Regions from separate parts of the Mus musculus genome. Here region 2 is linked to region 1. A link is a loop called in an ENCODE intact Hi-C map of the cell type or tissue named here. Cell type or tissue: heart. All regions are shown on one strand. Links, peaks and the distances in the headings refer to the core of each region. The heading gives the core; the rest is flanking DNA.

The links. A loop is a pair of places that touch in the nucleus more often than their neighbours do. Peaks named below come from ENCODE experiments on the same cell type or tissue, not always from the same donor. Only the 100,000 strongest peaks of a DNase experiment are listed, where the experiment ranks them.
Region 2: a loop joins it to region 1, with 2.6 times the contacts of the local background. A loop is called at or near these places in 3 of 42 quality-filtered maps.

What each region holds. Positions count from the first base shown.
Region 1 is chr10:79,848,560-79,856,683 of GRCm38, forward strand. It overlaps Ptbp1 (polypyrimidine tract binding protein 1), which reads left to right and starts at 5,873. Exons shown (of 14, transcript NM_001077363.2): 1 at 5,873-6,162; 2 at 7,945-7,975. The coding sequence starts at 6,155. E130317F20Rik (RIKEN cDNA E130317F20 gene) reads right to left here and starts at 6,412. Exons shown (of 1, transcript NR_029447.1): 1 at 2,818-6,412. In heart, for the core only: no CTCF peak of the experiment used is centred there; DNase peaks (open chromatin) are centred at 5,012, 5,862, 6,562, 6,682 and 3 weaker places; H3K4me3 peaks cover 5,000 bases; H3K27ac peaks cover 4,918 bases.
Region 2 is chr10:80,141,109-80,147,669 of GRCm38, forward strand. Atp5d (ATP synthase, H+ transporting, mitochondrial F1 complex, delta subunit) reads left to right here and starts at 1,207. Exons shown (of 4, transcript NM_025313.2): 1 at 1,207-1,498; 2 at 2,724-2,877; 3 at 4,111-4,199; 4 at 4,315-4,710. The coding sequence starts at 1,358. The coding sequence ends at 4,437. It also overlaps a transcript of Midn not described here. In heart, for the core only: CTCF peaks have their summits at 2,232 (motif pointing right) and 4,519 (motif pointing right); DNase peaks (open chromatin) are centred at 4,293, 4,993, 5,563, 6,313 and 2 weaker places; H3K4me3 peaks cover 3,881 bases; H3K27ac peaks cover 2,523 bases.

The DNA.
Region 1 (8,124 bases), core at 3,125-8,124:
ATCATAGAGGGTTGGTATCTGCCCAGCTCCAGTGCTTTTAAGCATTATAAATTTTAATCATTATAAATACAAAGGTTTTGTGTCTTTTATTGGGAACGACATGATCTAAGGTGGGATAGAAACCTCCAAATAATGTGTACCACAGCACTTACTGTGGTTCAATGTTGGAGGCTACAAGGATGAGCCCAGCAAGTGCAGGGCTGCCTTCTGCCCAGAGTCCAAGGAGAGTTGCTTTTAGCCATTTCTACCCCAGGACCTCCAGAAGGATCTCCAAAGGGGCCTACCAAGCAGTCAGTACAGGGCAGTATGCATGTGCGCCTGTGCCTGAATATCTTCTCTCTCTGGAACCAAGAGCTTTGTGTTGTGTAGCCCAGGCTGGCCTTACATACACTTTGTAGCCAAAGATGACTTTGAACTTCTGCATCCACCTCCCCAGTTTGGGAGTGACAGGTTGTAGCACCAAGCTGGGCCCTGTGGTGCTGGGAATAGAACCCTGGTGAGCACTGTCCACACTGAGCCCTAGTTCTAAATGTCCCTCTTCTATGAGCCCTGTTGCTGTTTTAGTCCCTACATTCATTCATGGGTTCAGTTTACATTTGTTGAGACCCTGTTTCCCACAGAACAGCCCATTCCCTGGTCTCTGGTTGTCAGGGATGTGGACAGACAAAACTGAACTCGCACAGGCAAAACAAGGTATCCCAGTAGGTAAAGGGGCTTGCTGTCAAGCCTGATGTCCTAAGTTCAAATCCCACGATGCACACTATGGAAGGAGAGCATGAATCCTCTGAGTTGTCCTGTTACTTCCACGCATGCATCTAGCACACGCCATCATCAAAATCACAAAAGTAATTCAAACAAAAAATAGCTGGGCAGTGGTGGCGCACGCCTTTAATCCCAGCACTTGGGAGGCAGAGGCAGGCGGATTTCTGAATTCAAGGCCAGCCTGATCTACAGAGTGAGTTCCAGGATGGCCAGGTCTTTACAGAAAAACCCTGTCTCAAAAACAACAATGACAAAAAGATTTATTTATGTATTTTATGTATATGAATGCATGCTAGAGAGGAAATCAGATCCCATTACAGCTAGTGTTCTCAACCACTGGGCCATCTCTTCAGCCCAGTTACTTTTTCTTTGAGTGGGACTGGAGAGGAGTTTGTTAATTATGTATGTGTACTGGGTGAGTGTGGGTCACATGTCACAGGGCTCCCATGGTGTTCAGAGGATAAATACAGGAGTGGGTGCTCTCTTCTCCCTTCACCTCACACCTTGGGTCAGCAGGCTTGTGCTGCAAGCAATTTTGCCTGTTCATTCATCTAGGTGGTTGTAAAGAATTAAAAAAAAAAAAAAAAGCAATGTTAGGTAGAATTCACCTCCTATACAAGTACCTGTGAGAGACGTTAAGCCAGTCCTCTCTTCAGAAATAGAGGTGTGCTGGGGAGAGGGAAAGAGGAGGAGAAAGAGAAAGGGAGACCGAGCATAGCATTGGGACAGCCATCACGTACACATTTCTTTCTGCACAGGAAGCCATGTTCCTGTGCCCAGCTCCCACCCCCACCATCTGTGAATCTACTTCCTCTCTCTGAACCCCTTGCATACATTGCCTATCACAGAGTCCTACGTGGTCTGGTCTTTTGTGATGAGGTTTCCCACTAAGGATGGTGTCCTCAAGGTCCCTCCATGCTGGAGTGTCAGAGTCTCACTCCTGCCTGTGACTGTGGAGGAACGGCTGAATTGTGTGTCCACCCTCTATCCAGAGTCACAGCCAGGCTGACTCTTTGAACACACATACCAGATACCTAGAGAACCACACTGCGGAGCCTGCCTGCCCCGTCCCCCCATGGCAACCACCACAGCTGCTTCAGATGCTGAATGCCAGGGATGGCCAAGATGCCAGGACATTTCTGGGTATCCCTGGTTAAGCCGACCAATTTCTCCTGCTTGGATAATGGCTGTGGCTCCAAAGCCTCCTCTGGGAGTGGCATCTTGGATCTTTCAGGGAGTGGCAGGGTTGGGTGGCCTTTCCTGCTGGCCTGGGGTTGGAGTGACAAATGGGCAGATCTGAATCAGGAGGTGGGGTGGGGTGGGGTGGGGGTGACACAAGGGTGGAGAGGTCTAAACATGGACAGATAGGAAAAGGACTTAGCTGTCAGTTGTTTCTATCTTGGTGGTCAACAGAGGTTTGCTGGGGGTGCAGAGTTGAAAGTTCTGAGTTCCCCTGAATCTTCAAGAACAATTTTTTTGTTCCCAGCATCTAGTTATTCCGTGTGTCTGTGGGCTCATGCACTGTGGCACACAGCAGTCATGTTCTACTGTGCGGGGCTCAGGGACGAAACTCACCTCACGGGACCTTCCTTGAACCCTGGGGTTAGAAGGGTAAAAGTGTGAAACTTCCCTTCAGTGGATCTCCTCAGCCCAGACTCCCTGACCCTGGACTAAACTGTCCAGTAGAGATTTGGGAAACGAGGAAGGGATCCTTATACAACACCATGCATATACAACTTTAAAAAAAGAGTTTTGTTGTTGTTGTTTTGAGTCTCTGTAGCCCTGGCTGGTCTGGATCTTCCCAGGTAGACCAGCCTGGTCTCAAACTCTCAGAAATCTGCCTACCTCTGCCTCCCAAGTCTGGGATTAAAGGTGTGCGCCATCACGCCTGGTGCATGCCTATAATCTCAGCACTTGGGAGGCAGAGGCAGGCAGATTTCTGAGTTCGAGGCCAGCCTGGTCTACAGAGTTCTAGGACAGCCAGGACTACACAGAGAAACCCTGTCTTGAAAACAAAGAAACAAACAAAAATTTATAATTCACACACAAGCAGGAGGGTGTGGTGGCCCAGGCTAGTCAGGTCATGTTTCTGAGAGGTTAAGACAGGAGGGTCTCAGCCTTTAAGGTTCCTTCCTAGATCCCCAGTAACCATGACAACAGGGGCTCAGCAGTTCTGAAGTCCTGGGCTCCATCCCCAGCAAGGCAAACAAACAAGAAATAACAACCTGTAGACGATTTCCTTTGGTGGAGACACTGGCCTTGTTTCCCTTTTATAGAGGAATAAACTGAGGCTTGTGTCTATCTTCCTTGTATTGTTCTGAGAGTTTCACTTGGCCCTGGCTCTGAGGGCCCCTCTTCCCTGCCTCCATCTCCTCCTACAGGGGAGTATCACTTTCCCTGGTAACAAGCAGGCTAGTGTGCCTCTCAGACAAAGGCCAGGTGAGCTGTCCCTCCTCACCTCAATCATTCATGAGCAGCAGCTGGCAAGGCTGAGGTGGGCGCTGGGCAGGCTGGAGACAAAGTCAGGCCAACCATGTGGAAGAGCTAAACAATGCAGTGTCTTCCCCAACAGGTGTTCTGCAGAGACAGGGAGGCAGTAAAAATGACTGCTCACTAAACCATGGTTCTCTCCCAAAAGCCAGCCCACTTGAGGACATTTGGGGTGCAGGCTTCCTAAGCCATTCGCAACCTTGAGATGGGTTACTGTGACCAGCGATGGTTGGGGCCCTGGGCGTGATCAGTGAGCAGCAAACACGGGTCTAGTTGGGCGGGGTGGGAGTGAGCTCCAGCCCTAGCACCACAAAGGTTCTTTGTAGATGCAGTTCAGGGTCCCGAAACTGAAATTATCCAGGCCGGATTTAGTAGGAGACAGTCTGAAGACAGAAGCACACACAGGGACTCTGTCACAAGTCCCGGACACTTGGAGCTCCAGAATCTGGGAGACAGAAAAGGCACTTCCTGTGCAAAGCCCGGCCTCAGACTTCTGGGCTCCAGATGCAAGGCTCACATCTGTGACGTTAGAGGCAGTCCATTGTGGGCGCTGCATCACAGCAGCAACACAGAACATTAATCGTTTTTAAAATATGCTCTGGCAGCTTTGAAAAAGGAAGCCAGGATCTCCTGTGTGCTGGGCCAGTGTCCTAATGCTGAGCCATACTCCCAGCCCCTAACTGAGGCATTCTAGGCTGGGGCTCCACCCCTGAGCTACACTCAACTCATTGGGGAATTCTAGGCTGGGGTTCCACCCCGGAGACACACCCCTAGGCCCTCTTTGGGGGGTTCAAAGCAGAGGTTCCCCCTCCCCCTGCCCTCTTTACTATGTTGACCAACCTGGTCTTGAACTCACTCTGGCTAGGCATAGAGGCACAGACCTGTCATTTCACCACAGGATTCGGAAACAGGACAATCACTGCTGGCCAGTCTGAGATATGAATTCCAGGACAATCTGGGTCACAAAGTTGAGAATTTGTCTCAAAAACAATTCTAGCTGGGCATGGTGGCACACACCTTTGATTCCAGCACTCAGGAAGCAGGGGCAGTGGATCTATGTGAGGCCAGCCTCAGGCTGGGTCTCTGCAGCGCAGGGGTTGGGATTCGGAATTAAATGTTCCCCACTGGGTAATGGAGGTCTGATTCGGATCAGGAAGCAGATAAGGAATTGAAGGTGAACAAGACCATTCAGTGGTTCCGGGAAGCAAGGCGTGGTGGGGCTGGCCATTAACTCAGGAGGCAGATCTCTGGGCCTTAGAGGCCAGCAGGAGTTCGGTATAGCCAGGGCTACACACAAACCGTTTTCATAAGAAAGGTTCTGGGAGGTCTCTGAAATGGCTTTCAACAAACTCTGCTAGTGTAGACCTGTGCTTCTTGGACATGAGCAGCCTCCAACTTCACTGGCAGCCACCCGTGCAGGTTAGCTTCTGAGGGTGGGGCTCCTGCTTGGCACCAGCCACCCAGAGAACAAAAACTGGCAGCCAACCTTATCCCTGATGGTCCAGCCAGGACCTGATGGGAGTCCCAGAGGGCTCAAATCCTATGCCTTGTTGTGTGTGTGTATGTGTTTTCTAAATCCGCGAGACGGTCCTGATTAGTGATTCTGGGCCTTCAAGCTAGCTGCTGTGCCGGCTGGCTGGGGCCTGAAAGACCTCACTCCCAGCGCGGCCTCCATGGAAATCGGCAGCCGCCCCTAATCCAGGCTGGAATCCTCTGGCACCAAGCCCGCGTTGGGGCTCCAAGGCTGTTGGGCCCCTGGCCAGATCTGCAAGGAAACCAGTATAGCCGCCAGCCCCTTTGCCCCGCCTCCCACGAGCCCTGTATTACAGAAAAGGGAGGCCAGTGCTCTGGGCTCACCTCCCGTGCAGGGCGGAGGAGAAACTTTTCCCCCTTGCCTGGCTTTTTTTTTTTTTTTAGCAGATAACCAGGCAGACAAGAATCCGGATAGTTTGTGCCTTTGGGAGTCCTACCAAAGGATCTGTTTTATAGCCTGCACTAGGCCTTGGAGAACCCGTCTTGCTTTGTGATACCCCAGGACTGGAAGGCAGAATCCTGGCTGCTGGGGTGAAGGTACAAGAGGGCGGAGTTTCGTCCCTCCAGTGGATTCTGCGGCTGCTGAGTTTGTAGCCTCGTTTCCCCAGCTTTAGGCAGAACCAGCCACACTGCGGCTCCTTTCCTCGGTTTCCCCATCCCTGCGACACAGATGGAGCTTGGCTGCTGTGGGTAGACAAAAGACGGAAAGAGATGATTCACAATCTAGTCGCGACTGCGTCTATGAAGCACGTGGCCTCCACCTCGTTGCGATCTAGTCCAGGAGAAACTCGGTTGAAAGGCCAAATTCTGGCCACGTGACCACAAGCAAGCTAGGGCAATACGGGGTTTTCTGCCCGCTTCTAAGATGGCGAAGCAGCTTGCTTTACTCTCACGTTGGAGGCTAACGGCTTCCAGTGCCTGCTTGCAATATGGAGGCAACCTCCAGAATGCACGCTTCTCTGCGTCTGACCCGCCACGTACCCACTCTCAAGATGGCGTCCCACGGGTCGAACAAAGGCTCGCTCATTGGCTCAGATGGTATCACGTGCGTCTACTCATTCACTCCCTCCCCCTCCCCCACCGGCCGTTTCCGTCTTCCGTCTTGACTGACGGCCGTCCCGCCCAACAGCTGTCTGCTGTCTGGATGCGTTTCGCCCTTGGAGTAACCTTTTGACCAATAGAAGGCCCTGGCGGGGGCAGGCGGGGTTGACCACGCCCACAGACCGCAGCGGGAACCAATGAGGATCGCGCGCGGGGGACGTGTGCGGGCGTCTCCGCCATCTTGTGAGTCTATAACTCGGAGCCGTTGGGTCGGTTTCTGCTATTCCTGCGCCTCCGCTCCGTTCCCCGCGGGTCTCTTCCGTGTGCCATGGACGGGTAAGTCCTGCCGCGCCCCTCGCACGCCGCTCCGCTCACCACTCCGTCCCAGCCATCGCTGCCGCGCGCGTGGACTTTTGGCCCCCGCCGATCCCTCTAACCGCTGCAATGGGCGCGTGCGTGTGGCCTCGTTCCGCGTGGCGCGCTCGGAATCCCGGGCGTCTGAGGCCCTTAAGGAAGCCGGTTGGCTTAGGGCGACCGCACCCAGCTTTCGGCTCCCCTTAAGCCCCTCGCCCAGCGCACTTCCGGTGCCCGCGCGGTTCATCCGGAGGAACCCAGCGCCCCCCTCCCGCCCTCCGCGTGCACGCGCGCTCCCTCCGGTGAGACGCGCTCACTCGGAGCGGCTCGGCCGCTGCGATCCTTCCCGCCTGCCGTGCTCCAATCCGGCCGGCTCGCCCTGTGCCCCGAGCAATGTCGCTTCGCACGCCGCATGCGACCCCGGGTGCGCGCGCGTAGTAGGGCGCGCGCCCTGGTGCGGGCACGCGCGCGGACCTGTGCCGAACGCGCCCGCCCTTCCCGCCTGGGGGGAGGTGTCCGGAGGAGGCCTCCAGGGCCCCCCATTGGAGGGGCGGGTGGGCCAGAGTGAGGTTCAGTTCGGTCTCCGGTGTGGGCGCCGGCCTGGCATCCGTATCTCCCACATGCTTCCCGGATGCCCCCTCCACTGGCAACTTTTTGTAGTTTTCGGTTTGTTTTGGAGACCGGATCTCATTGTAGGCTGGTCTGAAAGATCTGCTTGCGCTTGCCTCTGCTTGCGTAGTGATGGGACTAAAGGCCTGCGTCACCAGGCCCCGACTTTTTTGTTGAAACTTTTTGTTTGGCTTTTGGATAAGGACTGGCCTTGAATTCCTGATTTTCCCCACCTTAACCTCCCTAGTGCTTTGAGTCACCAGGCTTAGTAAGCGGCTTTCCTTTTAACACGATTCTGAAAAGTAGTTTGGCCTAGCTTCAAGCTGAGTACCTATGGCAGTCCTCCTGCCTCAGCCTTCTAAGTGCTGAGATGACAGACAGGAGTCTCCAGTTGCCTCCTTTGAGCAACTTACCGAGGATCTTTGAGCGGGGTGTGGTGGTGCACACCTTTAATCCTGCCAGAGATAGGCAGATCGAAGTGAGTTCTAGAAGGGAGTGCAGAGAAATGTCGCAAAAGATTCTTTGAAAACAGTAAACCAAGCAGAGGGTTACACATACCCCAGCCACCACTTCTGGTGGAATCCCTTCACGAGGCAGACCCCTGAGAGCCATTTGGTAACCTGCCAGCTGTGGTAGGCTTGCTGCTGCCTGTAAGCAGGCTAGGTGTGAGGCGGCAGGGTGCAGTCACGAGGGGCTGGGGTTGATCAGTAACCTAGGGTGTATCCCGGCAGCTCTGTTGGTTTGTAAATGGTAACAAGGCCACTTTGCCTGCCATCAGCAGTGTGGCCCTGGAGGAGCTCCCAGCCCCCATCAGGAAGCACTGTCTTGGGCTGCTCCTTACCTATATTTCAGGCTCCCTGGCGTTGTAGGATGCTCAGGAGTTGAGTTTTGACCCAGGTCACTGGTATGCTTTATAAAAACTGGGCTTTTTTTCTTTCCTTTTCTTTTTTTTTTTTTCCTGTACTAAAACTGGATTTAATGTGTTGAAAGGCAGGGTCTGGGTCCTGTGTGGAAGAAGGGAGGGTCTTCAAGGACAATGATGGCCCTCTTTCAAGTTGAGACTCAATGGATGGCTCACTTCCCTGCCTTTCTAAGCCGGACTGGCAGAGGGCCCTACAGGCCACACAGTGCTGATGTCTACTTTTCTCTCCACAGCATCGTCCCAGACATAGCAGTCGGTACAAAGGTAGGTGTCTCTAGCTTGGCATTGTACCCCATTGTAGTCAGAGTAAAGGCTTGCTTATTGCAGAGGAGCCTGCCTTAGTCCAGGGTCTACAAAGACTCGGAGGCGGAAGATAGCATGGATGCATGTAGACCTGCCGTCCAAGAGTTTTG
Region 2 (6,561 bases), core at 1,562-6,561, 290 kb after region 1:
CCAGGACTGCTGGCTTTTGAGCAGGTCTGCGTGCCAGAGTCTCTAGTTAGTAGAATAAGTTTGTAGTCTAGCTTGTAGTCTTGCATCTGCCAGGCTCTGGTTCAAGGGTGACCACGACCCTCTAGCTGCCAGCTGCTCCTCTAAGATCCAACAAAGCTAATGGCTTTCCTTCTGTTTGCCCCATCAAGCCTATGCCTGCATTTTCTGTGAACCTACGTGGTGGGGCATGGGGACCAAGAGCTGAGCGGAGGCCGGAACCTGCGTGAGTGCGGGGGCAGGGTGATGACGTCATGACCGAGAGCGAGGCTGCGCGGACAAGACTGGCGTCAGTGGGGCCCCTTGGCCGCCTGCGCACGGGCTCCTGCGTCAGTGGCACGCAGGGGCGGAGGCCCGCAGGGAGGGGACTGCGGAGAAGAGCGAGTACATCTCCAGGTTTCGCGCGCCCTCTGCCGCCATCCGGTGCACTTCTTTCCTGGCACGACCTCTCCCCAGCACGCACCGCAGCGGGCATCATGAAATTTAATTATTTATTTAGCAGCTTCTCATGATGTAGTCCTGGTTGGTCTCAAACTCATGGAGCCCCGCTTGAGTCTTCCTCCGGGGAGTTGGGATTAACTGCGCCTGGCATATGCATATATATATATGTGTGTGTGTGTGTGTGTGTGTGTGTGTGTGTGTGTGTGTTTCGAGATAGGATTTTTCTGTATAATCCTGGCTGTTGGCTGTCCTGGAACTCACTCTGTAGACCAGGCTGGTCTCAAACTCAGAAAGCCGCCTGCCTCTGCCTCCCAAGTGCTGGGAATAAAGGCACGCGCCACCACTGCCCATCTATATTTGATGCACTTTTGGAAATAGGTTGTTCCGAGTGCGGGGATTGCAAGAGTGTGTCACCGCACTCTACATTTTAATTCTTCTGTTCCAACACGTTACAGGTTTGCTTCTTCTGGGCCTCGAATGCTTGGCACCTGATATCAAGCCCATATCATTTCCGCGCAAACATTCCCCTCCTGAGGGAATATGTTCGTTTGCAGAAAGAACCGCATCCCAAGAACCCAGAGTCGTTTGCTGTTAGAAGGCGAAGAAAACTACAATTCCCAGAATGACCCACCCGGCATAGGAGGATCCCACTTCTAGGCATCACTGCAAGGGGTGGGGCCAAGGGAAAGTATACCTCCCAGAATGCTCAGCGCGTACTGCATCGCGCAGCCTTCGGAGAATCCTGTGCGCGTGCGTTCTTGTGGGAACTGCGCCTCCCAGAAGGCACCGCGCGTCGTCCTTCTCCCTCCCTGAAGGCCGCCTCGCTTGCCCAGTGTGTCGGCCGCCCGCGAAGCTAGAGTCCACTGACTTTTCCGCCACCATGTTGCCCGCCTCACTGCTTCGTCACCCGGGCCTGCGCCGCCTGATGCTTCAGGCGCGTACATACGCCGAGGCCGCCGCTGCACCTGCCCCCGCCGCCGGGCCCGGACAGATGTCCTTCACCTTTGCCTCCCCGACGCAGGTACGAACTCACATCCCCCAGACTCGTCAAGCCCCTGATCTGACCCGTGGAAGAGGTTCTCTTGTATTAGGTCATTTGTTTCATCCCCATGGGGCCCTGTGAACCTCCCCCCACCCCAGACCTCACCCCTGGATGGGGTCACCTGGACCCAGGGCTCGACCTCAGTGTTCACTGAAACTTCATGCTCCACCCCTAAGGGCGTCACCTGGACATAAGACTCCACCCTCTGGGAGGTGGATCACCTATATCTGGAACCCAGATTTTGCCTTCACAAACCCTTCTGTTTTGGGGTGTTCTAGGCTCTACACCTTGGTGGTGGTCACTCAGGCCCTGTCCTTGGGTGTTGTACCCGAGATTGATATGAACCCCAGGCTCTACTCAAGGCTTAGGTGGTGTCACTTGGAGCTAGGATGAACAATGGAGCACAGAGCAATGCCTTTGGGTTTTACATGGCTCACAGTTTCTACCCGTGGGGGATTCCCCAAGTCCCCAAGCTGTTGCCCAGATAGGGGTCACCAGTACCCAGACCTGGAGCTCTTGGAAATTGCCTGGACCCAGATCCTGAAGGAGATTTGGACTCAGAACAGAAGCCTGGCCACTGTTGGGGTCACCTGGGATTGACCGAAGCTCCTCATCCTGTTGGGTTTGCCTGGACCAAATATCCTTTTTTTTTTTTTTCTTTAAAGATTTACTTATTTATTGTATGTAAGTAAACTGTTTGTTTTCAGACAAACCAGAAGAGGGCATCAGTTCTCATTATGGGTGGTTGTGAGCCACCATGTGGTTGCTGAGATTTGAACTCAGGACCTTCGGAAGTGCTCTTACCCACTGAGCCATCTCTCCAGCCCTGGACCTAATATCCTTAATTGGATAGACCTTAGCCAAGGTTTTACCAACTTACAGCCATGCTATTTGTAAGCCTGGGTTGGTTTTACACTTTTGACTACCTCATAGCAACTTCCTGAGTGGTTGTGAGACAGCCTTTGGGTTTCTCAGAAACCCCATACCAGGGGCTGGATCAGCACGCTGCACTACACTGCATTGCCCTCTGTTTCAGTCACCTCTTCTAGACACTCTTTTAGACATAGACATTTCACAGGTGAGCAAGCTGAGTCTAATGTCAGCTCTTGGTAGTGTCTGTGTCCCATCAGAATTCCATCCTCTCTGTGCCCACTGTACAGCAGGCATGGGATAATGCCTACCCCATGGTGTACACTCTCTGCAGGTGTTCTTTGACAGTGCCAACGTCAAGCAAGTGGACGTGCCTACGCTGACTGGAGCCTTTGGCATCTTGGCATCCCATGTCCCCACACTACAGGTCCTACGGCCTGGGCTGGTAGTGGTTCACACAGAAGACGGCACCACGACTAAGTACTTTGGTGAGTGTGGCCCAGGATGCATAGACGTTCAGGTTTGAGAAGGGCAGGGAGAAAGCAAAGGGAAGAAGCTTGCCCAGCCTGCCATGACAAAGATGTGGTCATCTGGGGCACAGAGTAAAGCCAGCAGCTGACCTCGCCATAGCTGGGCAGGAAGACATGGAGAAATGACGGTTGAGGAGCTAAGCCTTTAGGGTAAGATAGCCTTGGTGTAGGAGGGAGCCGGTCTGAAGGACCCACGTTTCCGGGTTGGACTTCCATCTTGCCCCTTCTCCAGATGAAGGGGTGTGTCTTGTCTTCTCTCATATCTCATTATTTAACAATACCCACGATGGAACCCAGGGCCTGGAGCTTTCTAGGCAGGGGATACAGCCCATGGTCATCGCTGGGGGATTCCAGCCGAGGGCTCCGGGCTCCGTCCACGAGTCAGGCCCCCACACACTGTTGTTCTGTATGGTTATGTTTGGGCAAGTACCAGAGCAGGCGTGGCGGTGAAGGTGGGAAGGATGTGTGCACACATGTGACGGAAGGACATTGGTGGCACCCTCCTTCATAAGCTCTTTCTGTCTTTGTTCCTTTGAGATGGGCAGAACCTGAGTTTGCCACATTCTTAGCGAGGCAGGCTGGCCAGTGAGCCACAGACACTCTCCTGCCCTACTCCTCACCATTAGGATTGGCTTCCCGCAAACTCTGCTCCTTCTCTCTGCACAGTGGGTACTCTCTCTGCACTGGCTCTGGGGCCCTTCAGTTTCCTTTTCGGTTTGCTTTCTGATTTTAAAGCAGTGTTTCCTTAGCCATGCTGACTTTGAATTTCTGATCCTCCACCTCCTGGGTGATAGGGGTGACAGGTTTATGTTGGCATACCCAGTTTCTGCCTTGCTGAGGGTTGAACCCAGGATCTTGCACATGCCAGGCAAACACAGTACCCACCGAGCCTCAGTCCTGGCTCCTCTTTTACACTTAGTTTGAGGGAAGACCTCTCTGTGTTGTCTTGAGTGGCTTTGAACTGGCAGTCCCCTACCTCAGCCTCCCCAGGGGGCTAGGCGACAGGTGTGCACCGGGCCTGGCCATCCTTTGCCACCATCCACATGCTTGGCCTGTGCCCCAGTCTTGCAGGGTCACTCTGCAAGTGGCCTAGAGTGGGCATTGGCCTGGGGAGGCAGAGGGCTGGTGGCCCTGAGCACACATGGGCGGTGAGGCTGCCCAAGGAGGCTGCTCAGACCCTCTCCTCCACAGTGAGCAGCGGCTCCGTCACTGTGAATGCCGACTCCTCTGTGCAGTTACTAGCTGAAGAAGCTGTGACACTGGACATGCTGGACCTGGGGGTGAGCAGTGGATGGGAAACTAAGGCAGGGCAGGGCAGGGCAAGTGCTGCTCACAGGAGTGTGCTTTCCTGCTTCCGGCCCTGCCTGTCCCTCACACTGGCCCACTCCTCTGCAGGCAGCCCGGGCCAACCTGGAGAAGGCGCAGTCAGAACTGTCAGGTGCGGCGGACGAGGCAGCACGGGCTGAGATCCAGATCCGTATTGAGGCCAATGAAGCCCTAGTGAAGGCCCTGGAGTAGGTGGTACCTACTGTCTGACACCCACGGGGAAACTGAGCCAGGTCCAGGCCGATGAGAAGTTCCCAGTGGGCTGAAGTGGCCACCAGGGGTCAGCAGTGCTCCAGTTGCTGGGCTTAAAGCTTCCTGGTGCCTGTCTGCCAGGTCATGGAGGATTCCCCAATCTGGCATCCCCACGATGCCTCTGGAGAGATGGCCTTGATTGCCCCTCAAAGCCACCTGAACCGTCGTCAACTTACCCAGCCTGTCTCCATTAAACACCAGGAACCAACTGAGTGTTCTGTTTCTAACTGCACAGCACAAAGCTAGGGCTCTCTTCAACCCTGCCTGGGGTTCCTGTGTCTGGCTGGGCCCCCAGAGGCAATCGGCGACTCTGGGTAGGAAACATGGTGGCTGGTTGTTGGGGTGCTGCCTGCTGGAATGGGTGGGATGGGCAAGCGTTGAGGGCAGGGCATGAAGTAATGGGTGTGACTAGTGCTGCTGGCCAGGCAAAGCGCCCTGACCACCAGCCAGGCCCCCCTGTCCCACCCCACAGGCTCTGGGAAGAATCGGGAACCACCTGCTCCCACAGAGGCTCCGCCCTAGGCACACCCAACCTGTGGGTGGCCCTAGCCTGGCTGGCTGCCTTCCCAGTCCCAGTTGGCACCTCCTTAGGCACTTAGGCCCCTAGCTGCCCCTGGGTGGGGTGGGGAGGCCTGGTAGGGGGTGGCCTTGGCACCACCCCATACCTTTGTACAACCACCCCTCCCCTTCCCACCCCACCCCCATGGCCAGGTATTATGCTGGCTTGCCCTCCTTTTATATAACCCACTTCAGCAGCCTGAGTAGAGTGCCATGGGGGGATAGGGGGAGCAGGGAGGCTTTGAGGGTGGTGAGTAGGTCTGAGCCTGCCATCACTGGGTCATCTGAAACACCTGGACAGTGACCAGGCGGGCTAGAGCCTGAGTGAGGCCTGTCGCACTGTATCAGGGCCCTGTGTGGGTGACTCCCTATGGCCACATGTGCCTGATCTGGGCATGAGTGTGCTAGAACCCTTCCCTTCCGACACTTGCAGCCTGGGGGTATTCCAAGATAAGTCACAACATGGTCATCTAGAGCCCCACGTTCCCAGCTCAGTGGTGTGTGGGCCACAGAGGTCACTGAGGTCATCGGGCTGGACAGATGTCAACAGGAGGCCCTCAGAGCAGCCTGGCCTGGCCTAGTATACCTTGTAGTGTGAATCCTTCATATCTTCCCCACCAGAACTCAGGGAGATATCTCCTATGAGGAGGTGTGAGCTTTGGAGCCTGGCCTCAGGACAGGACAGCCTGTGCTGGCTGGGCTGTGTCCTGGGACAGCAGAGCAGTAGGGCGGGACTGAGAACCTGGAGGTTGGGACCTTCCTGGAGGGCAGGGCCTGGACAGATTACTGAGTCTTGGGCTTCATGCTAAGGACAAAGGACCACACAGGAAGAAGAGACAGGAAGCAGGCAGTCTGGGCACCCTGCATTTATTACAGTGGCTTTCAGTCTGAATGGTGTCAGAGCCAGCCCACCTCACCTATCCCTTCCCTGAGGTCCCTCCAGAGGCAAACCCTGCCTCTGACCTCCACACTGCGCAGCTTCAGTTTGTACTTCTGAACAAACTCCTGCTCATCCCTCAAAGTCTCTGGGCCTCCAAGTGTTCTCTGGCCTGACCATGACCCTGGGAGACTGGGAGTGTCTGGCACGCCTGTCTGCTTGGGGGCCCAGCATGCCTGTCCAGAATGATCAGCCAGAGAGGAAGGTGACCTAGGAAGGAACTGGCCTGGGAGGGGCACCCAGGGTGGTGGTGGTGCTCAGACCAGATAAGTGCAAGAGACCGCATACGTGGACAGGAGATGGAAGGTTAGGGAAGTGATGGAGGGTCTGGCCACGCTCAAATGACAAAGGGCTGGCTCCTTGGTCCATAGGTGGGTGAGTGAGTATCCACCCCAAAGGCCAGGGCCAGGGCCAGTATGTGCCGATGCATCTGTGCTGTGAGAACAGATCACACATGCCAGGCTGCAGAAGGCCTTCCTTTGCTTGTCTGGTACTTTGTAATTAACCCAGAGGGGCCTGGAGATACAGACACATTCAGCCAAGCCCACTGATGACCTGAGCTGACTTCT